2 separate regions of the Homo sapiens genome follow, and region 2 is linked to region 1. A link is an interaction called in ENCODE POLR2A ChIA-PET data of the cell type or tissue named here. Cell type or tissue: Caco-2. All regions are shown on one strand. Links, peaks and the distances in the headings refer to the core of each region. The heading gives the core; the rest is flanking DNA. Region 1 overlaps ALDH18A1 (aldehyde dehydrogenase 18 family member A1). Region 2 overlaps SORBS1 (sorbin and SH3 domain containing 1).

Region 1 (2,847 bases), core at 348-2,847:
CACGCTGGACTTGAACTCCTACTCTCAAGTGATCCTCCCACCTCAGCCTCCTGAGTAACTGGGACTAAAGATGCACACCGCTGTGCCCCAGCAATTTCTAAAATATCTCTGTATTCTAGGATCTGATTCAGGGCCTGGCCATAGTAGGCCCTTAAATATTTGGTGAGTGAGTGAAAGTGTATTAGACAAAATGGAATAGGGCTGTGTTGTCACTGCTCTTGCTCTAAAGCAGACTATTACTGGAGTTAACTAAGATTGTGTGTGAGCATGTGGGGTTAGTCTGAGAAATTTATGGAAGTTAGTCTTTGGTCACAAGCTGAAAGGGGGGCAGAACACAACTTGGTTCAAGGGAGGAGATGAGCATAAGGTGCTCAAAGGTAGAATGGAGAGCTGGTGTGTGGGCTGGTAAACAGCTCTGCTTTCTAGCTTAAATCAGAATTTTATGCAATGTTTAGGAGAAAAAGATAAATGGGTGAATGGAGATAGCAAGAAACTAAATGGCAACAAACCTTGAGGCTCAACAATAAATAATGCAATCTCTCTAATGTTTACGGAAGAGCGTTCTTGCTGTGTAGGGCAGGATGAGGTAGGGAAAGCTGGAAGCAAATAGTAAAGAAAGCAGGCACTGAAACAGTCAAAGTGAGGATGGTTAAGGGTCTGGCTATGGTAACTGAGAAGAATATAGCAATAAAACAGTAGCCTTAATGGTATATAAAACACAGGAAACATACATATAGAAAAATAATTCACTCACTCGATAAAAAATTTGTTGAGTACCTCTGAAATGCCAGAGTCTAGCTGCTGGAATGGAGAATAAGAATGTTGATGTCTTGGGGAAAAATAAAATGGAGCATATTTTTGAAAGGGAAGATCATGAACTCCTTTTCAGAAAAGCTTAGTGCTGTTGGACACAGGACTAGGTCCAAACTGAACATATAGATTCTAGTCACGATGGTGAAAGATCAAACAATTAATATAAACCCGTGTGTAGGAGAGACAAGCAGGAGATCTAAAGGTCCAGGAAAAATACCTGTCACCAAAATAGCTTCACAAACATGGCCTGGGGATCTCAGCATGAAGGTAGGAGATAAAGAGTCCCAAGAGGGAAAAGTACGTGTTTAGACAAGCGCAATCTGTTGAGGGAAAATCAGTTTCCCTTCTATGAAGAAAAAACAAGCTGTTTTAAGTGTTTAAGTCTTTAACCTGGCAAACCACCTACTGGAAATTTTCAAAAGCCACTGACAATGGTCTTCTATATAGGATTACTGAAGAAAATAAGGAACCACAGGAAAAGGTACAAAGGGCAAATATTTTCTGTAGATATGATGGCCTTGGGGGAAGACACAGGTGTGAGAGGAAAGAGCCCAGGGGTTGAAGCTTGTTGGGAACTGGAGGGGGCAGGGCTCTTCTTTCACTCAATGTAAATGGAAACAATGGCTGATGCTGCATGGACTCTTAATGCTACCATCATTCAAAACAAAATAAAACAAAAACAAACTCTCAAAAGGTTTCATCCCTGGGAAAAACCAAACCAAAGCAAAACCATAGCTCCCTGACTTGAGCTTCCTCACCTGGCTCCAGGCACTTTAAAAAAATTAAAGACCAAAGTTGTCATTGGACTGTGAAGAGAAACCAAATAATAAAGAAGAGTGATATAAATAGAGATTTATACTGTATTTATACTAACAGAAAAAAAGCTAAGACTACAGAAAGTGGGGTCCCCAGCCATAGGCAATGGGACAAGTCCGTGCCTTTCTGTTTTACCTCACTGACTTGAGGACACTCTGGTGTAATACCAGAACATCACTGTGGGTACAAACAGGCAAATGATGGAGAAACAAAAAAAAGTAACAGGAAATGAAGAAGCAAAACCTGAAACAATATATGTATATATAACAATATCACCTGTGTAAAATAACATCTGTGCATGTAGTGTACATGTAAAATAATATCCATAATATAAAATAACAGCTATTTTACATCTTTACAGGTAAAGGAATTTCAAAATAAAATAATTTGGGAGTTAGATTTTTTTTTCAGTTGTTTCCTGAAGTGACTGTTATTGAGATGTCTCTAGTGTGTAGTTGTACAGTTGATTAAGAATATAATTCAAAAAAATTCAGGAGATTTAGGTAAAAATGAAACAATGTAGAAAGAAGGTTCTAGAACATTTAGGGGTAGCCACCAAAAATTCGTAAGTCCCATGAGGACTGGAATCATGTCTGATTTGTTCACCACAGTATCCCCAATGCCCAAGACTGCTAGGTACACCATAGGTGCTCAATAAATATTTGCTGAATGAGTGAAAAACCAACCAATCACCAGCATTCCTCTTTCCCTTCAAAGCTTAATAAATATCTGCTATAAAAGGCAACCAACCAGGTGCAAAGAGAAGCAAGCCACCTGAAATCAAAGAAGCCAGTGAAATAAAGACATTTAACTTCTCTGTCTTCAGAAGTGTTAGCACTTGGAATCCTAAGTTATTAGTGTAACAAGAACTGATATTTACTGACAATGTATTATGTACCAAACACTATACTAAATGCTTTTCATATATTTTCTCACTGAGCCCTTCCAAAAATTATCTGAAATAGGCACTGATATTATCCCCATTTTCAGATGAGGAAACTGAGGCACAAAAAGGAAAAGAAACTTTCTTCAGATCTCAAGTAGCAAGTGATGAAGCTGACACCATATTCCAATAGTCTGGCTCCAGACCCCTTTGTTCCACAACAACCACCCTCACAGGTCCCACACCCATTTCAAAGCCCAGCCTCTCACCTGGGCAGCACAGATGCTGTACTGGGTAAACATAGCCTCATACAAGGCCATCAGCCCACTCTGTCC
Region 2 (2,915 bases), core at 244-2,743, 240 kb before region 1:
CTCAAGTGATCCCCCTGCCCTGACCTCCTGAGTAGCTGGGATTACAGATGTGGCAATCAAGTTCTAAAGAATGCAAAAAAAAAGACCAGGATAGGGTGTACAGTAGTTATAGAAGACACAGAGAAAAAAATAGAACTCTGAAGAAGAGAATGAGGTGGGGCAAAAAATAAGTTAAAGGAGAAAGTTTGGGAGAACCATAGGGTTAGAAGAAGACTCACCGTCTTCATCTGCTATCGAACTCCTGGGCCGTGAAGGTGGAAAGGGAGTAACTGCTACCGTTTCTTAACTGTCCCACAGGCCAGTCAATGCCTTTTGCACTTGCTAGGCGGAGATCTCCTGGGAAGCTCTCATTAGGAGAACGACTCAGACTCTCCCCTGGGCAGTACTGGCTGGAGTCTGGGGCAGGAGGCACAGATCCCGGCCAAGCATCTTCACAATAGAATTATTTGCTTGAACTCAAACAAAACAAAGCTATTCTTACAAATCCTGTAAGGCCAGTAGAGAATTATTTTAACTCAACTACAGCTGTGCCTGAGAAGATGCACCTCTTTAAATCCTTGCCTTAGTGCAATCTCTTCTAGGAATGAGGAAGAAGCACTGAGACAGACCATTTTGACACCACAACCTGGGGATGCCTAGAGGTGGTGTCTTGAGTGACATCACCGAGAGGTGGCAGTGGCCACCACCAGCCTGAAGTGGTAGAAGAGGCATCACAAAGCATGGGAAAAAAGCTGGTCTCTGGGGCTTCACCTGGACTCGCCTTCTCACTGACATGGTCCAGGAGGTCCTCACAGGTCACGGAAAGTCAGGAGAAGCCACGGACCATGAAGTAACATACCAGTTATCTGGTTTTGCTGCAAATTCTGAGCCATTATTTGAAAATATTTTCCCTCTTCTTGACATCAAATGTGCCAAGTGAGCCAACATCATTTGGGCGTGTTCAGAGTAGGGGGCGCTAATTCTATAAAATCTGCATTCTCCATTCTCATCCTATATCCATATTCCCAAAACTGCATCTGGCCAATTTTCTTCATCTCTTTTTGGGGGCTGGGAAGAGTGGTATTTCCCCATCCCAGTGGTTCTCAATCCTGTCTGTCAATCACTTGAGGAGTTTTCCTAACTATATATTCTTTTTTTTTTTTTTTTTTTTTTTGAGACAGAGACTCACTCTGTTGCCCATGGTGGAGTGCAGTGGTGCGATCTCGGCTCACTGCAACCTCTGCATCCCAGATTCAAGTGATTCTCTTGCCTCAGCCTCCCAAGTAGCTGGGATTACAGGCGCCTGCCATCACGCCCACTGGCTAATTTTTTTTTTGTATTTTTAGTAAAGACAGGGTTTCACTATGTTGGCCAGGCTGGTCTCGAACTCTTGACCTCAGGTGATCTGCCCACCTCGGCCTCCCAAAGTGCTGAAATTACAGGCATGAGCCACCGTGCTGGGTCCCTAACTATATATTTCCAGGCACCATCTGGGAGGTACTGGCTTAGCAGACTGAGGCAGGACTGACTCAGGGGAAGCTGAATGCCTGCAGTCAGATACCAGAGAGCCTCTGGACAAGAAGGGGACAAGCAAGAACACAGAGTCAGGAAGGGGAAAGGAATCTGCAGGGCAGTATAGCAGCGTTGAGTAAAAGCCTGTGTTAATGGAGCCCCAAACACCTAGGTTTGAATCCTGGTTCTGCTACTTACTGTGTAATCTTGCATATATTACTTAATCTCTCTGAACCTCATACTCCTCATTGATAAAATGAAGAGTTACTTCATGGGGCTGCTGGGAGAATGAAAATGAGATAACAATAGTGATATATTCAGCACAGAAACTTGTATGTGGCAAGGGCTCAATTAATGACAGCCACATAGTCACTGAGGTGGTGGTTATGTCATTATAAGACTATTATTATTAATAGGATTACCACTCTGGGCTGCTGAGATGTTGGCCACCACACTGCTGTTCCTTAAAGCAGCAGGGAAGAAAGTGGGGGACTGCATTTCTGAAGCTGTTTCTGCACAGTTTGCCCCCTCCCTTCTGCTAACATCTCTTCCATCCCGTAGACAGCAGTCTCCAAGATTACAAAATGATTAAAAGTGACTGCCCCTTCTTGGAATTTCCAAAGTTTTCTTTTTTTAAAAAGAACATTTTAACCCTCATTGACTGAGACATGATAACTCTATTTATAGTCTAAAAGTCTGGCCAAAAGTTTGCTTTTTCACTGTAGCTGGGGGAAAAAAGAAGGTTGCTAAGCCAGCATAAACAAACTTTCACACAGTCCCTTACTATTGAGGAGGATCAGCTTTGAGAGCTTTAGAAATGTCTTTTTTATACTGTATAAACAACTAGAATTTAGACAGAGATGGCAGCCCTTAGGCTAGGCTTTGATAGGTTTATTACAAATAATTCTAGTTCCAAATTCTGAATTAAAACCAAACAAAAAAACCCAGCAGTAAAAACAAACTTCTCCCCAGGAGAGAGACTCTGGAATGATGGCTCAGATTTCTCAGTAACGCTGTTTCTTAATGCACATTAACATCTGTGGGTAGAGCCTCCACTTGGTGCTGATCTGTCTTGAATGCCTTTCTTTGAAAGGCATACATCTTTCCTATGTTAAGAAGGATGTGCATAGAGCGCAGGGCCACCTATCGGGGAGCACAGAGCTGGAGCAGCACCACGGACAGGGCTGATGAGGCCCTGCTGGAGCTCACAGACAACATGAAAACCACAAATCAAGGATCAAGAAATCCAGAGACTCTCTTGAAATGGTTTAAAAAAAAAAAAAAAAAAACCTCAAAACCAAAAACCCTGTGATTATTTTAAATGATCTAGCTCAAATGTTTCCATCACTTGTAAGAAGCCTTGATCTAATTGAATACATCAGTGATCTATGCCCGGATATGTCATCTAGGCAGGAGTGGGGGCG

Evidence for each region. Peaks named below come from ENCODE experiments on the same cell type or tissue, not always from the same donor. Only the 100,000 strongest peaks of a DNase experiment are listed, where the experiment ranks them.
Region 2: POLR2A ChIA-PET joins it to region 1 with 9 read pairs; 3 of 35 experiments call an interaction of 5 or more read pairs at or near these places.

Annotation. Positions count from the first base shown.
Region 1 is chr10:95,634,312-95,637,158 of GRCh38, forward strand. It overlaps ALDH18A1 (aldehyde dehydrogenase 18 family member A1), which reads right to left. Exons shown (of 18, transcript NM_002860.4): 5 at 2,782-2,847. Among named protein-coding and RNA genes, the nearest start is that of ALDH18A1, 21 kb to the right of the region's middle. In Caco-2, for the core only: no CTCF peak of the experiment used is centred there; DNase peaks (open chromatin) are centred at 1,054 and 1,370.
Region 2 is chr10:95,389,504-95,392,418 of GRCh38, forward strand. The region is part of intron 15 of SORBS1 (sorbin and SH3 domain containing 1); the gene reads right to left. Among named protein-coding and RNA genes, the nearest start is that of PDLIM1, 100 kb to the left of the region's middle. In Caco-2, for the core only: no CTCF peak of the experiment used is centred there; no DNase peak of the experiment used is centred there.